Linked DNA regions of Homo sapiens: region 1 is linked to region 2. Evidence: read pairs that join two places in POLR2A ChIA-PET (ENCODE). Cell type or tissue: A673. All regions are shown on one strand. Links, peaks and the distances in the headings refer to the core of each region. The heading gives the core; the rest is flanking DNA. Region 1 overlaps NRG4 (neuregulin 4). Region 2 overlaps TMEM266 (transmembrane protein 266).

Region 1 (8,336 bases), core at 324-8,323, 140 kb after region 2:
CAAAGATCAAAACCAAAAAATACGTTGATGTATATTTCTCTCATTTCTATGTCTGTTAACATTTTTCCTCCCTGTGTACTAAAAGAAAGCAGTAAGCCCTTATCTAAACTTCCAGTACTTCTTTTTGCAAATTCAAGGAAATACAAATGCGTATTTTAACCTCCCATTCTTAGTAGAATAGTTCTTAATATATAATAGTCATTCAATAAGTATTTGTCAAATGAAGCAAAGAACAAACATTGTATACTTGTGTGGTCCCATATGGTAGCCAGGAGCCATGTGTGGCTACTGAGCACTTGAAATGTGGCTAGTGTGACTGAGAACTGGAGATGTGCAATGAGTATCAAATAATCCTTAAATTTTGAAGACTTAATGTGAAAAAGTGAACTATCTCAATAACTTTTATATTGATTACATGTTGAAATGATAATATTTTGGATATATTGAAGTGAAAATATATTACTACAAATAATTTCACCCTTTTCGGTTTTTTTCAATGTGGCTACAAAAATTGGGGCCAGGCATGGTAGCTCACGCCTGTAGTCCCAGCACTTTGGGAGGCCAAGGCAGGAGGGAGGAATGCTTGAGGCCAGGAGTTTGAGACCAGCCTGGACAACATAGTAAGACCTCATCTTTACCAAACAAAACAAAACAAAAAAAATACCAGGTGTGGTGGCGTGTGCTGACAGTCCCAGCTACTCAGGAGGCTAAAGTGGGAGGATTGCTTGAGTCCAGGACTTCAGTGCTGCAGTGAACATGATCATGCCACTGTACTCCAGCCTGGGCAACAGAGCAAAACCCTGTCTCTAAAAAAAGATAAAAATAATTAAGAAAAATTTAAAACTAGACATTTTATTTCTGTTGGGGAGTATTGCTATATGTACTATCCTGTATTTCTTTTTTCTTAACAATATATCCTGGATATCTGCTCATTTTAATATATGGCTTCCCAATTCGTTTTTACAACTAGAAGGTATTCTGTTTGTGTGAATATACCATCATGTATTTAGCCAAGCCTCTATTAATGAGTATTGTACACACAGTGCAGAAGTACACACAGTGTGTACCACTGTGCCCAGCTAATTTTTTACCTTGCACATAAATCTGCACATGTATGAAATTATACAATTATATATCAGTAAAATAAAGTCCTGGAAGTGAAATTGCTGGGTTAAAGATAAATGCATTTGTAACTTCAATATATGTTGCCAAATTGCTATCCATAGAGATTATGTTATTTTGAACTCCCACCAATATATTTGGGTACGTGTTTTTCTATAACCTTGCAACAGAATTGTCAAACTACTATGTCAAACATAGTATCTCAGTGTTCTTTTAATTTTTATTTTCCTAGTTATGAGGAAAGCTGGGCATAGTTCAGTTGTTTAAATACTAATTAAAATCTTTTTGATAATGTATTTGTTTATATATTGCTTTTATATTAGTAAGATTAGCCTTTTGTCTATAATATCAATTATAGATAATTATTTATAGCTTATTTTTCCTTTTACCTAGCTTATGGGATTTAGTTTTCCATGCAGTTGTTTTCTGGTTTTACTGCAGTCAAATCTATCAATTTTTTTTAAAAGCCCTTCAAGTTCGAGTCATAGTTTTAAAAAAGACTTTCCAGCCAGGTGCAGTGGCTCATGCCTGTAATCCCAACACTTTAGGAGGCCGAGGTGGGTGGATCATCTGAGGTCAGGAGTTCCAGACCAGCCTGGCCAACATGGTGAAACCCCGTTTCTACTAAAAATATAAAAAGTAGCCAGGTGTGGTGGCAGGCACCTGTAATCCCAGCTACTCAGGAGACTGAGGTGGGAGAATCTCTTGAATCTGGGAGGCAGAGGTTGCAGTGAGCCGAGATCATGCTACTGCACTCCAGGCTGGCCTCCTGAGTAGCTGGGACTACAGATGTGTGCCAGTGTGCCCAGCTAATTTTTTTATTTTTAGGTCTTACTATGTTACCCATACTGGTCTTGAACTTCTGGTTTCAAATGATCCTCCCATCTCGGCCTCCCAAAGTGCTGGGATTATAGGTATAAGCCACTGTGCCAAGTCTCTATTTGGATTATGTATATGTTTTAAGATATAGATCCAGATTTATCTTTTTTAATATGGCTACTCTCTTAGTCTGTTTCTGCTGCTGTAACAATACTTGAGACTGGATAATTTATAGACAGTAGAAATTTATTTCTGACAGTTCTGAAGGCTGGGAAGCCAAAGATCAAGGCACCAGCTTTTGGTGTGTGGTGAGGGCCTTCTTGTTGCAAGCTCACATAGCAGAAGGGGCAAATGCTGTGTCCTCACATAGCAGAGGGCAGAAGAGCAAAAAAGGGCCGAACACTATGTCCTCACATGGCAGAGAGTAGAAGAGCATAAAAAGGCCTAAGCTAGTTTCCTTTAGCCTTTTTATAAGGAACTAGTCCATTCATGAGGGTGAAGAAAGCCCCAACTCCTTATGCCAGCACAATGGAGATTATGTTTCATCATGAATTTTTAGAGGGGATACATAGCACCTACCCAGTCTTCCCAACATTATCAGTTTATAGATCATAATTCCCATTATAATGTCAGCCCTGTGAGGGCAGAAATTTTTATCTATATGTTTACTGCTAGAACAGTACCTGAAACATAGTAAGTACTCAATAAATATTTATTAAATGAATGAATGAATTCCCCTGCTGATTTGAGATGCCAACTTTGTTATATGTGAAACTCTATATGTATTAATTCTTACTGGACTCCGTTTTCCTTTGGTGTGTCCATTTATTCTTATGCCCACAGCAGTCTCTTCTAATTGTTGAATGTTTATAGTGAGTTTAATATGTGGTAAGTCTAGTTTTTGCGGCACTCCCTTGCACCCTGGCTGTCCTTGCTTTTTAATTTTTCCATATGAACTTTAGAATCAGTCCAGAAGAATATAAAAAATTAAATTGATAAATTCCCTTTAGGAAAGTTTCTTTATGATGCTGAATCTTCTTATCCAGGATTGATATGTCTTCCCATTAGTTCAAATCCTTTTCTGTACTTCAAGAGTGTTTTTAACATTATATATGTTTTGCATATTTCTGAATTTTTTCCCATAGATTTGATTTTTTGTTACTGGGGTAAATCTGTTTCCATATGTAAATTTAATAAATATGTTATTTCTATGCTTAAAACCCTTCAGTGACTCTCTGTCTCACTCAGATAAAAGCCAGTGGCCTATAAAACCTTAATGATATGGCCCCTATTATTGTTCTCACCTCATATCCTGCAACTATCTAATTGCTCAATCTACTGCAGCCAAATTAGCCTCTTTGATGTTCCCTGATGCCAGGAAAGTTCCAGACTTAAGGTGTTGGCCTGGCCTTTCTGTCCTGTGTTGAATGCTTTCTCCCCCAATATCCTCATGGCTAACTCCCCCTCATCCTTTTAGTCTTCACTATCAATCTTTCAATGATGCCTCCTAGACCACTTTTTAAAAAGTAAAACCCATTCTTCGCCTATTCCCTCTCTTCCTCTCTTACCATCTACCAACATACTATATAATTTACTTTACATTGTATCTCCCCAAGCTAGAATGTAAGTCCCACAGGGAAAGAAATTTTTATTTTTTGTTCACTGAGATTTTCCGTGCATCTAGAACAAGCATAGAGTAGGTTTTCGGTAAGTATCTGTTGAGTGAATGAATGCCCCACTACTTTGTTGACTTCTGTTATCATTATAATAATTTTTCTGTTAATTCTCTCGGGTTTCACATTATGTAGGATAGAATTTGATAAAGCAGAGTGATCTGAAACCCAAGTCAAACTTTGTATCTTTTATGAAGCTTTTCTGGGTAGAATTAGCCATTCAGCCCTGTGGCAGAGGCTGTTAGTGTCCAATAACTATGTGGTCCTCTGTGTTTGAGCCTCACATACAGTTAGACTGGGTCTATGTGACTGGGTTCTGGACAGTAGAGTATGGGCAAAAGGGATGCAAGCCAGTCACAAGTCTGGCCCTGAAAAACCAACTCCTGAAAAACTCCAGCTCTCATTTTTCCTGCCTTAGTGACCTTGGAGGCCATGTTCTCCAGGTGTCAGGGCCAAGAGATGGAGAAGGGCTGCCTGACTGGCATTGGGCATTAGACAGTAGTGTGAGCAAGGATTAAACTTTCATTGTATGAAGTCACCAGTATTTGTAAGTTTGCAATTAAAGGCAGCTAGTATTAACTTTGTTGACTATTATATGCTCACACTGTACCCAGACGTATTTCTATCTTATATCTCTCTCTACTGTACTTAGTGTTTATGTGTCTGTTGTTCTCTAATAGAATCTAAGCCCCTTGGGACTGAATAATTCTCTTGTCTTTGAATTTTCTACATCTAGTATATATCATAGAATTTAATAAACTACTCAAAAATGTTTCTCGAGTGAATTTTTGAGAAAAACCAAGATGGAAAAGGATTTGGAAATTTCAATCACTAAAAAATAGGGGTATTTAATACCAAGCAAAGAAGGGTAAGAAGATGATGAGATGAAATTCTATGAAGAATATCTTTGCAATATATATCTTTGCAATACAGATTTTTAAATATTAATGGAGTTGAATTAGTATCAAAAAATAAAAATTTTCTCAGAGAAAATTAGATGAATTATCTCGTAAAAAGTTATTTGTAATTTTGTACAGAAATGTTACTGAAATGATTTTTGCCCTTATTTAGTTTACATATTTTTTTCTCTCATTAAATGTATAACATCAGCTCTCTGGAAATCTCAAGCTTTTCTTAGTCTACTAAGTATTATAGTGGGAAAAGTCTCAAATGGGGAGAAGATCATGAAAAAAAGCCTTAAAAATACTATTAAAATAATTTTTCTCTCATTGACACCTACCTCATCCTTTTTACAAAGTTTCTCAACCAATATGTGTTAGAAGAGAATTCCAAATATAGAGCTAATTCTGGCCATCAAGTAGTGATGTGTAATATGGATATTTATAGATCTTTATGATATAATTCCTATAATACATTTCACCGAAAACATTCAAGGTTTGATCTAGAATCAAATTTATTTTCATATTCTGACACAGCCATTTCATCTGATTCCTACCAAGACTATAAACAAATGTAGTAATAATAAATATAATGTTGGGATCTAGTACTATCATTATGTAGACGAATGATCTAAGCAAGTCACTAGTTGCTATAAAAATAAATGGTTACAAATAGAAATTTGGCACTTTTTCCAATTTTGTGACCAAATCTCTTCTTTGCTACTCTAAGAAATTTTATGTCAGGAACTATTATCTAGTTTCCTGACCTTTCAAAAGTGTGTTCTTTTGTATCTCTTTATTTCACTGTCTTCTATAGCTAAACACACATGCTCTATTAAAAAGCAAGGCTCATTTGTTTAATAATGTGAATAACTGAGCTTCAAACTCTTGTAGTTAAAAGATTCATACTACTCAATGAAGTTGGTATATCTAGGGAATAAATAGCCCCAATGAGTACTGTGTGACCATGGTATTATCACAATCTGAGGTCTCCCCTCAGTGTAGATTGTTAAGAGTTAAATGAAGTACATTGTGAGGGATCTCATCTCTCACAGCAGATACACATTGATTAGGCTTACAGAGCTAGTGTCTAAAGTAAGCATTCTTATTTATTTATTGAGACGTGGCCTCGTTATGTTGCCCAGGCTGGATACTTCAATTTGTTAATGTATGATGATATATAACTGACACAGGCTTGAGTTGATGTGAGCCAGGCATTCTTTTTCTCTGTAGACTGACATGTATGGGAAGCCAAATTTGTAATCAGAATATTTTAATGGATATAGAGAAAACAAGAAAACAACAAGAATTATATAATATGAAAGTCTACCTGTAATTAGTCTGATGCATTTATTTCCACAAGAGAGATAATCTGACTTAGAACTGTAATGCATGAAGTCTTCTGGCTACAATACCCTCTCTACTTAACAGTGCTTAGATAGGCACTGCCGATGTTTGCCTCTGTGCCTCTCCTTTCTGTGAGTGTCCCTTGCCAACCAACTCCTCAGACTGACAGCTCTTTCTTTAGATATGTTAATGCATATTCAGCTAGTCTCTATTATTTAAAGGAACTTTGCTTTATTCTACTCTGATCCATTGACTTTATAATTCAATTTGCATTATATAATCTTATTTCCTTCAGCTCTAAGTATTAGACATCACATCAGTTTCCCACTTGTACTTAATACACAACCTAAATATAGTTGAGGTGTGATATAGTTTGGATATGTATCCTCTCTCCAAATCTCATGTTGAAGTATGATCCCTAGTGTTTGGGGCGGGGGGGCCTAGTGGGAGGTGTTTGGATCATGAGGGCAGACCCTTTATGAATGGCTTGGTGCCCTCCTCATGGTAATGAGTTCTTGCTCTATTAGCTAATGTGAGATCTGATTGTTTAAAAGAGTCTGTGGTCTTCCCCTTTTCTCTCTTGCTCCCTCTCTCACCAGGTGATACACTGGCTCCCCCTCACCTTCTGCCATGATTGTACACTTCCTGAGTGCTCACCAGAAGCAGATGCTGGCACCATGCTTCCTGTATAGCCTCCAGAAGCATGAGCCAAGATAAACTGCTTTTCTTTCTTTCTTTCTTTCTTTTTTTTTTTGAGACAGGGTCTCACTCTGGAGTGAGACGACTCCCATACTGGAGTGCAGTGGTGCGGTCATGGCTTACTGCAGCCTCTGCCTCCCTGGTTCAAGCAATCCTCCCACCTCAGCCTCGGGAGTAGCTGGAACTAGAGGCACGTGCCACCATGCCCTCTAATTTTTAAATTTATTGTAGAGACAGAGTCTTCCTATGTTGTCCAGACTGGACTTGAACTTCCTATGTTGTCAAGACTGGGCTCAAGCAATCCTCCTCCCTTGGCCTCCCAAAGTTCTGGGATTACAGGCATAAGCCACCATGCCCAGCCTCTCTTTTCTTTATAAATTACCCAGCCTCAGATATTCCTTTACAGCAATGCAAATAGACTAAGACAAGGTGTATTACAAATATATTGTTGTGTTGCTTATTTTCTTTAAGTGTCTTCTACTAGGCCCTGACTTTCAGAAATATGATCCTTGTGGCTAATATACCATTCTTGTACTTCAGTCTTAGAGAAAGCACATAGATTTTTAAATTCTGTAAGATACTTTCAAGCTTGAGCATTATCAATATAAGTTCTGATTAAAACAACTTGCTTTGTGTACAGCTGGAGTAGCTCATAATCAAATACGCATATACCTCCTTTTTACAAATAATAAACTCTGCACAAGTATAAACACTATTTGAAGAAACTGGAGAATGACTAAAAGCAGGAAGAAACAAAAGTAGTTGACACCTAGAAGAAGGGAATGTCACTGGGTGAGTTTCCCATTATTATGGCTTGTTGCCTGAGGACAGCCCCTAATCAATTCAACACATAGTGGTAAAATGGGATGGAAACATGCAGGCAGTCACCACAGCTGGAAATTGAATGTCCTGAAGAGGGCCACAGAGGGGGAGCCTGAGTTCTTTATGTGCTTTATATGCCCAAATATCTGGGTGGCCTTGAATTTGTATGCATAGAGGACTCCAGATAGCCCAGGTAAGGCTAAGAAAAGTGAATAGACATTTCACTTGTTGCAGCAGTAGGAGAGATAGAGTTTAGAGTTTCAGTTAAGCCAAATTATCCTAATAAAACAAAATATTTGTACTTTAAAAAGGAATGTAACCATCTAGAATCTACAACATGTCACTCGTAAGGTCTGGGTTAGAATTCAAAATGACTAGACATATGAAGATAGAAAAATGTCGTCCATACTGAAGACTAAAGAAAATCAGTGGAGTCAGACCTTGAGATGAGCCAAATATTGCAATTAGCAGATAATAATTTTAAATCTTAAGGATTTATTCTCAAGGATATAACAGAAAATTTGCTTATTATCAGTGAGTAAATGGGAAACCCCAGCAGAGAAATAAGAAATATGGAAAAATAATTAAATAGAAATTCTAGAATTAAAAAATAACATCTGAAATAAAAAATTTCTGAGTGGGCTTAACAGTGGATTGGAAACAGAAGAAAGAGTAGGTGTACTTGAAGCTTTGTTGAAAATATCTGTATGAAAAACAGATTTTTTTTTTTTTTGAGAGTGAGTCTCACTCTGTCACCCAGGCTGAGTGCAGTGGCACGATCTCAGCTCACTGCAACCTCCGCCTCCTGGGTTCCAGTGATTCTCCTGCCTCAGCTTCCTGAGTAGCTGTAGCTGGGACTATAGGCATGCAGCCTGGCTAATTTTTGAATTTTTAGTAGAGTCGAGGTTTCACCATGCTGGCCAGGCTGGTCTTGAACTCCTGACCTCGTGATCTG
Region 2 (8,336 bases), core at 316-8,315:
AGGAAGAGACCGGGGTGCGGTGCAGCCCATCCACGACTGTGCCTACTTTCTGAGGGTACTGGGAGAGGAGGTCATCTGCTGAGGGCAAGAAAGAGGAGACTTGAGGCAGACACAAGCGATCAGAACTGGCCACCTTGGGACTAACCAGGACTGCAGAGGACTGCCAGGCAAAACTGAGAATCAAGTCGAGGCTGGAGACCTTGAGTCTGGGGAGGCACCCAGTCTGCACAGCCATATGATTTTCCTCCCTGAGCCATCGGCAGCCTGAGTGCAGAGGTGAAGAGAGGAGCAGCAGACAGCTCTGCCGTTTGGGCTCTGCTAAGCAGCTATCTGGAGGACAAAGGGCTTCTAGGCAAGTCAAGGAGCTTGGCCAAGATGGGGCTCTGACTTCACATCAAGGCGACTGCTCCTTCTTCCTCACCCCGCAGGACTTTCCTGGACTTAAAGCACACCAAACCACCTCACACCCATTAGGAAGGCTGCTATCAACAAAAAGTAAAATAGCCAGTGTTGGTGAAGACAAGGAGATATCACAGCCCTCATGCACTGTCAGGTGGAATGTAAAACAGTGCAGCAACCACTGCAGAAAGCAGTATGGCAGTTCCTCGGAAAGTCAAAAATAGAATTACCCTGTCAGCCAGCAATTCCCGCTTTTGGATATATACCCAAAAGCATTGAAAGCAGGGTATTATTATTATTATTATTTTGAGACGGAGTCTCGCTCTGTCACCCAGGCTGGAGTGCAGTGGCTGCGTGATCTCAACTCACTGCAACCTCCGCCTCCCAGGTTCAAGTAATTCTCCTGCCTCAGCCTCCCAAGTAGCAGGGATTACAGGCATGCGCCACCACACCCAGCTAATTTTTGTATTTTTAGTAGTGACGGGGTTTTGCCATGTTGGCCAGGCTGCTCTTGAACTGCTGACCTCAAGTGATCTGCCTACCTCGGCCTCCCAAAGTGCTGGGATTACAGGCGTGAGCCACTGCACCCGGCCTGAAAGCAGGGTTTTGAAGAGATATTTGTACAGGTCTGTTCATAGCAGTATTATTCACAGTAGCTAAAATATGGACGCATTTGAGAAAAAACAGTCCAGTGTGGGGTGTGTCCACTGACAGATGAATGGATAAACAAAGTGTGGTATAGTCACACAGTGGATGATTATTCAGTTTTAAAAAGGAAAGAAATTCTGACACATGCTACAACATGGATGAACCTTGTGGACATTATGCTAAGCAAAATAAGCCAGTTATAAAAGGACAAATACTGCATGATTTCACTTATAGGAGGCACTTAGAGTAGTCGAATTCAAAGGGACAGAAAGTCGAATAGTGGTTTCCAGTGGCTGGAGGAGTGGGGGAACAGGAAGCTACTGTTTACTGGGTATAGAGTTTCTAGTTTGCAAGAAGAAGAGTTCTGGAGATGCATGCTGGTTATAGTTACCCAACAATGTGTATGTCCTTAATGCCACTGAAGCCTACGCTTAGGAATGGTTAAGATGGTACATTTTGTTACATGTATTTTACCACATTTTTAAAAAATGCTTTTTTAAAAAAGTACACTGAGGCTAGGCACTGTGGCTCACGCCTGTAATCCCAACACTTTAGGATGCAGAGGCAGGCAGATCACTTGAGGTCAGGAGTTTGAGACCAGCCCGGGCAATATGGTGAAACCCCATCTCTATTAAAAAGAAAAAAAAAATTAGCTGGGCATGATTGCACGCGTCTGTAATCCCAGTTACTTGGGAGGCTGAAGTGGGAGGATCGCTTAAACCTGGGAGACGGAGGTTGCAGTGAGCCAAAATCGTGCCACTACACTGCAGCCTGGGCGACAAAGCAAGACTTTGTCTCAAAAAAAAAAAAAAAAAGTATACTGAGAAGTTAAAGGCATTGGACAGGGTAGCTGGAAGTGGAATCACATGGACAATGCATGTTACCCACAGTCACAGCCACGATGTTAGAAAGGGAAGGCTGAGAAGTGGAAGCCCAGTGCTGCCAGCCAGGATCAAGGGATCAGGATCACAGAGATAGGGCTCTATTCCCGTCTCTGTCATGTTTTGTTGTTGTTGAGACAGGGTCTCACTCTGTTGCCCAGGCTAGAGTGCAATGGAGCAATCATAGCTCACTAAAGCTTCGACCTCCTGGGCTCAAGTGATCCTCCCACTTCAGCCTCTGAAGCAGCTAGGATGACAGGTGCGTGCCACCATGCCTGGCTAATTTTTTTTTTTTTTTTGTAGAGATGGGGTTTTGCCATGTTGCACAGGCTGGTCTTGAACTCCTGGACTCAAGTGATCCTCTCACCTCAGCCTCCCAAAGTGCTGGGATTACAGGCATGAACTAGCATGCCCCGCCCCCGTCTCTGTCACTGTGTGACCTTCCACAAGTTCCTTGTACTCCCTGGGCCCTGCTGCCTTTGAGAAGGTTTAGGATGGATGTGTTTAGGTCTCTTCCAGCTCTAACGGTCTCAGATTCAGGGAAATTGAAAAGCCCTGAAATATCACGGAGCTCAAGAGCACTGGGAGGCGGGCAGCGGGGCCACGGAGCACTTTCTGCCAGGGTCCCTGAGGTCTCTTCATTCCCTACAGAAAAGGTTCATTCCTATACATAACACTGGCCTTCGTAGGAAGAGGCATCTTGAACAAGACTGAAACCAAGCTCAGAGCTGTAAATGAGGACTCTTCCTTTTGTTTTCCATTGCCCCAGAAAGGGCCGGGTTGGACATTTTGGGAAAACCCCAGGAAATGCAGCAAGAGCCAAGAAGCCTCGCGGAGAGAGGCCGTTCCTCCCTCGCAGTGTGTTTTTGCTTTGCTTCAGTTTCCCCTGGCTCCGGTCCTGTGCCTGCGCTTCCTTCCTCCAGGAAGCCCTCTGGCTGCCAATCGGCGCCCCCAGCTGAGAGCTCCAGCAGCGAGGCAGATCCCTTCCTCGGGCTGCTTCCTATTTACCCAACGGGAACAGCTTTCCTGGGCACACCTGGAGATTCAAATCAAATCAAAGGCCTCTCTGCCTTGCAGGCGCTTCATTTGGATTCGTTTGTTTGGGAAGGAACCTTGCAAAGGCCCAATTTAGAGGCAAATTGAATGATAAGGCAAAGCCTCTGCCAGCCTTGGGGTTCAGGCTAGGGAGTGATACACAGGGGATACCTGGAAAGGGGTACACCACAGCACAGGACCCCTGAAAGGGGTACATCACAGGGTGGTACACCTGGTGGGGGAACACCCATAGCAAGGTCCACCCGCGGTGCCGTAACACGCACAGGGGGCACATGTGGACACTGCTTTGCTCCGAAGCAGAATCCCTGAAGGTTTCCCCACTTTTCTCCATACCATGCTACTCTTCACGTGAAAAGGGCCTAACAGGCTCAGGCCGGGGGCAGGAAATGAATTCTCCGAAATAGCTAGGGCATGTTAGAAGGCTGCACTACTGCTTTTGACCACCAGAGAGCAGTGACGCAGTGACTTGCTGGGTGCTCAGAGAAGGACCCACCAGCTACATCATTTGCAGAGCCCAGTGAAAATGTGGGGCTCCTTAAGAATTTCAAGACAGCAGCGGCAGAGCATTTAGCCAAGTGTTGGGACCCTTCTAAGTACGGGGCTCTGCGCTACCGCACAGGTCACATGTGCACGAAGCTGGCCCTGGCCCAGGGGCCTCAGGTTTCAGCCCGGCCTTCAAGATGGTAAGGACCTGACAGAGCTCAGGACAGTGCTGCCACTGCAGGTGTCCCTTAGCTGCCTCCGACCTGCTTGCCTATCCTTTTTTGTCCAGTGTCCTGATGACAATATGCATAATACTTGGAAAAATTATATTTTCAGAGAAAGCCACTGGGGTGTAGTTTCTGCAAAAAAAGGTGTGTGGTTTCACCATTGTTAGGCGGTTTATCTCAGGAAGTGGGAAGCTCCTTCCAGAAACAAGCCCAGGGAATCCAAGCTCTGCAAATTTAGCTTGAGCTAAGGCTTCTCGTTTGCTTCTAAAATACCTGACAACCCTTCATTTTTATATTCAAAGCAGCCAGCATGTTCCAAAGTGTTTACTGGCACCCAGGAAAGAAAAGTCCAGAACTGGCTCCTAAGGTCCTGCCAGGGTGAAGCTAGGGAAAGCCCTTGTCAGAGTCGGAAGTCTGATCTGCTGTGTGACCCTAGGACCTGTTCCTACCCCTCTTTGGCCTTCAGCTACACCACCAAGCCCCATGAAATCAAGGACATCAAACTGGTGTGTTCTCCCCTGCCCCACCTAGCTCTTGCCCTCTACCACTCACCTTCAGGAAGTATGTTTGTAAGACAGACCACGCTAATGAGAAGTGAATTGGGAAACGAAGGCATCCAAGCTGATTGACAAGCTAAGTAGGAGGAGGTAAGGACCACCTTTTTGAATTGTGGACCCACATATTCCGCATGCCTTCCCTGGAAAGGGAGAGCCCTAATGTCTGCAGAGCTCCTAGCCGAATTCTCTAGATTCCCTTACATCCTAAGCATGTTCCTGCATGTAGGGTACATTCTTCCTGGTTGCTTCCTAGTGACAGTCTGCTTTATAAAGGGAAAGTGCAGCTCAAGTCCATCCCTTATGGGCTCTGTGACCTTGGGCAAGTCCCTAATCACTGTGGGTCCCCTTCTTCCCAAGTGTACATAGAGGGGATTGGATGGGTCATTAAGGAGTGCCTCGGTCCTAAAATAAATTTTATGATTCTCCTAAGAGGTCGTCTGGCAGGTATTGTCTGTGCCCAGTGCCTTTTTCTGAGGAAGTAATGCGTGAGTAGGAAAAGGGCCTGAGTGGTCTGCTGTGAACCTCTGCTGTCTCACTAGTTAGCATCTCTCATCTTGGCTGCTGCTTCTTGGAAGATATCCATAGAAACCCAGGGAATTTTTTTTTTTTTTTTTTTTTTTTTTTTGAGACAGAGTTTTACTCTTGTCGCCCAGGCTAGAGTGCAATGGTGCAATTTCAGCTCACTGCAACCTCCGCCTCTCGGGTTCAAGCAATTCTCCTGCCTCAGCCTCCTGAATAGCTGAGATTACAGGGCTGCACCACCACACTCGGCTAATTTTTGTATTTTTAGTAGAGACAGGGTTTTACCATGTTGGCCAGGCTGGTCTCGAACTCCTAACCTCAGGTGATCTGCCCGCCTCTGCCTCCCAAAGTGCTGGGATTACAGGCGTGAGCCACCGCGCCTAGCCTAACCCAGGGACTTCTTAGCTAGCTCAATGGTCCCAGCACCTACCCTTCTCTTTGGTAATCTTCGTCCAGATTTGACAGGAGCTGCGAGCCCGCCGTGGAGAGATCGACAGCAGCCAGGGGCAAGTCCCGATAGGCAAAGTTCACCAGCTGCACAGGAGCAATGCTCTTGGTTTCTTCGTCTACTTGTTGGGAGATGATCTCAACTTCAGAAATTCCTCCTTCTATGGCAGGCCTGGGTTGGAGAGGAGGAACAATGGGAAAGAGTTATCTTCAAGGGCCAAAAAATTCTTCCATTCCTCAAGGAAAGGAGGGAGAATGCTGCTATGCCAGTGGAGGGCTGAGGAAGCTTAAGGTTGCCCCTCTTCCCTGCTGGCCACCCGCGGACCCGAGGACTGGACTGAGGCCCTAACAGTCCCATCTCTTTCAATGGTTGGGGAAAAGTGGGAGAATGGGAAGAGGAAGTGCTCAGACCTGGAAATATGAGCTTTAGTGGGGCAGAGTCCTTCATGAAGGGGAGGTAAAGACCCAGATGGATAACTGCCAGCCCGCAAAACTATGGCTTAGACTTTCAGGACTCTGGGTCACTGGACTCTGTATGGGAGTAAGATATTCTTTTAAGTTGTCTCCTGAGTTTCTTTGTAAAGGTGTTTTGAAATGTTTCTATTCTCTATTCCACAATAGAGAAAACAGGTTTCTGTTCACAACTGGATGTACTGTGGTGATTGAGGAGCCTGCATGGAGACTTGTAGAGACCTAGTGGGCCTTGGGGTGGTGAGGACAGGAGGCTCCAGCTGTCCCTGGTAGCCACTCCCTTCCTATTTGAACTGGTGCTACCATATGTCTCTTCTTAAGGTTGGGAATAGGGGATGGCAGTCACTTGATCCAATGTCTGAGGGCTTGTGGGTCTCTTCCTATCTTACTGTCAGGCTCACCTTGGGCACTGCCAATAACTAACCACTCCAGTGGCATTCCCGGGCATCTCAGCCAGGGCAGTACCGCCTCCCAATCTACCAGGGGATATTTGGCAATTTGTGGAGGCATTTTTGGTTGCCACCATGACCACGGTTGGTCATTATTGACATTTAAGTAGGGCTGGGGACGCTACACATCCTGCAATATGTCAATAACGACTAAAAACTGTCCTGCCCACATACCCACAGCAACCCTGTCCAGAGATGCTGGACTAGAAAACTTCCCCTTAGCTTCCTGGGGCACCATCTTCGGTCCATCCAGTATGTCCTTGACCCTATCTCATCCTGTAGAATCTGAGGGGCTCAGTCTTGTGCCTCTGTCCAAACAATGAGAGTTAGAAAGGAACAATTGTATAATGGCAAGGAGTAAAATTTAAATATTGGAGGGAACATTGAGGGTCAGTGCCCAGGGTAATGAGGGCCCAGTTTTAATACTGAGATGGCAGTCCTCTCTGCTGTAAACTGCTCTTGGGCTCTGGTGCTGGTTTGAATGCCAACTTCTGCAGGGCTCCTCCTGAACCTCAGTTTCTCCAATCAGAACATGAGGAGGTAAAATAGAATATTCCTAAGGGCTGTTCCTTCTCACTATGATCTGACATAGGTGACAGACATATGGAGAAGATCGGAGGAGCTCCAGAGTGACAAGTCCCTATACTTGTGTGGGAGCTCTAAATTCTAAACTTTTCCAACAACCATTGAAATCTAACCAATAATACACAGCTGCAGGCCGGGCATGGTGGCTCACGCCTGTAATCCCAACACTTTGGGAGGCCAAGGCAGGTGGATCACCTGAGGTTAGGAGTTCAAGACCAGCCTGACCAGCATGGTGAAACCGTCTCTACTAAAAATACACAAAATTAGCCGGATGTGGTGGCGCATGCCTGTAATCCCAGCTACTTGGGAGGCTGAGGCAGGAGAATCGCTTGAACCCGGGAGATGGAGGTTGCAGTGAGCTGAGATTGGGCCATTGCACTCCAGCCTGGGCAACAAGAGTGAAACTCTATCTCAAAAGAAAAAAAAAAAAACCCACAGCTGCAGTTATCCCGGAAGTTCAGAGATTAATATACCTACTTCTCTTTTGCTTGGATTATCCGATAACTAAGGAGAAAGTGAGATTTTTATTTGAATGCCACAGCCTGGCTGCCTAGACCACCTGAATTCACCAAGTAATTTCTAATGCCCAATTCTCATTTGTAGGCTTTATTTAAACCTTTGCTTTTTGCTACCTGTCAAGCACAGATAATAGTACTCATCATTGCTTGACATTTACAAAATGACTCAAGATCTTTAAACGAAACAGAATGTGAGGTTTCAGTGTTTCTCAACAATTGATATAAAAGTGTGGGTGTTTATGGGGGGAATCCCAGCTCCCCCAGATGGTTCCCAAAAAGCAGATGCTGGGTTGAATTTGTTCTCTTTTCTTCTGGACTACTCAAGGAAACTATGGATCACTGAACTAAACAAAGAGAACTTTCTGATCAATAAGAGAAATTAACAGGATATGGCTCTAAGAAGTGCGAACAAACTATTTCTGGCTTTCCAACGTTTCTGCCTCACGTTCCCCTTCCATCAGTGGTCCCAGCGGCCCGGCACCATCTCTGGCCATGTGGTGGTCACCTCAGCAGAGAGACAAGGCCCCCTCTGGTGAGGTGAAGGTCCCACAGTGTATAGGCTATATTTAGCCTACACCCTTTCCTTAGATACAAAGAACGGTATGGTAGACAAAATGTATTAATGGTTCTATTCTTTACCTCTCCTTGAGCCTATGCCCTTTGGCATATAACTTCATAGCTCCTTCCATCAAAAATGCTGAACGCTTGATTCAGCATTCAGCCATGTGACTTGTTTTTGCCAACGAGATGTTAGATGGTAGAAGAGCCAGGTTAGACACCAGCAGAGGCATGAAAAGGCTCTGTGAATTTCTGCCTGTGCTCTTGTACCTCCAACATCACCCATGAGAGGGTGAGCAGCCTAGCCTACTGGAGGATGAGAGACGTGGAGCAGAGTCCAGCCTCCTCTAGATCAGCTGACAGCCAGCTATCACCCACATTTAAAAGTCATCCCAGCCAAGATCAGAGGAGCTGTCTAGCTGAGTACCCCAGACATGTGAGCAATAAACATTTTTTGTTGTATTCTACTAAGGTTCTATGGTTGGTTGTTACACAGCATTACTGTGTCAATAGATAACAGATTCATACTCCAGAT

Evidence for each region. ChIA-PET counts read pairs that join two places held together with the same protein. Peaks named below come from ENCODE experiments on the same cell type or tissue, not always from the same donor. Only the 100,000 strongest peaks of a DNase experiment are listed, where the experiment ranks them.
Region 1: POLR2A ChIA-PET joins it to region 2 with 5 read pairs; 3 of 35 experiments call an interaction of 5 or more read pairs at or near these places.

The regions. Positions count from the first base shown.
Region 1 is chr15:75,993,476-76,001,811 of GRCh38, reverse strand. All of the region lies in intron 3 of NRG4 (neuregulin 4), which reads left to right. Among named protein-coding and RNA genes, the nearest start is that of NRG4, 15 kb to the left of the region's middle. In A673, for the core only: no CTCF peak of the experiment used is centred there; no DNase peak of the experiment used is centred there.
Region 2 is chr15:76,134,763-76,143,098 of GRCh38, reverse strand. It overlaps TMEM266 (transmembrane protein 266), which reads right to left. Exons shown (of 11, transcript NM_152335.5): 3 at 5,204-5,392. Among named protein-coding and RNA genes, the nearest start is that of TMEM266, 79 kb to the right of the region's middle. RefSeq lists enhancers at 2,458-3,291, 3,523-3,682 and a silencer at 3,377-3,671. In A673, for the core only: CTCF peaks have their summits at 3,216 and 3,422 (motif pointing right); a DNase peak (open chromatin) is centred at 3,428; H3K27ac peaks cover 460 bases.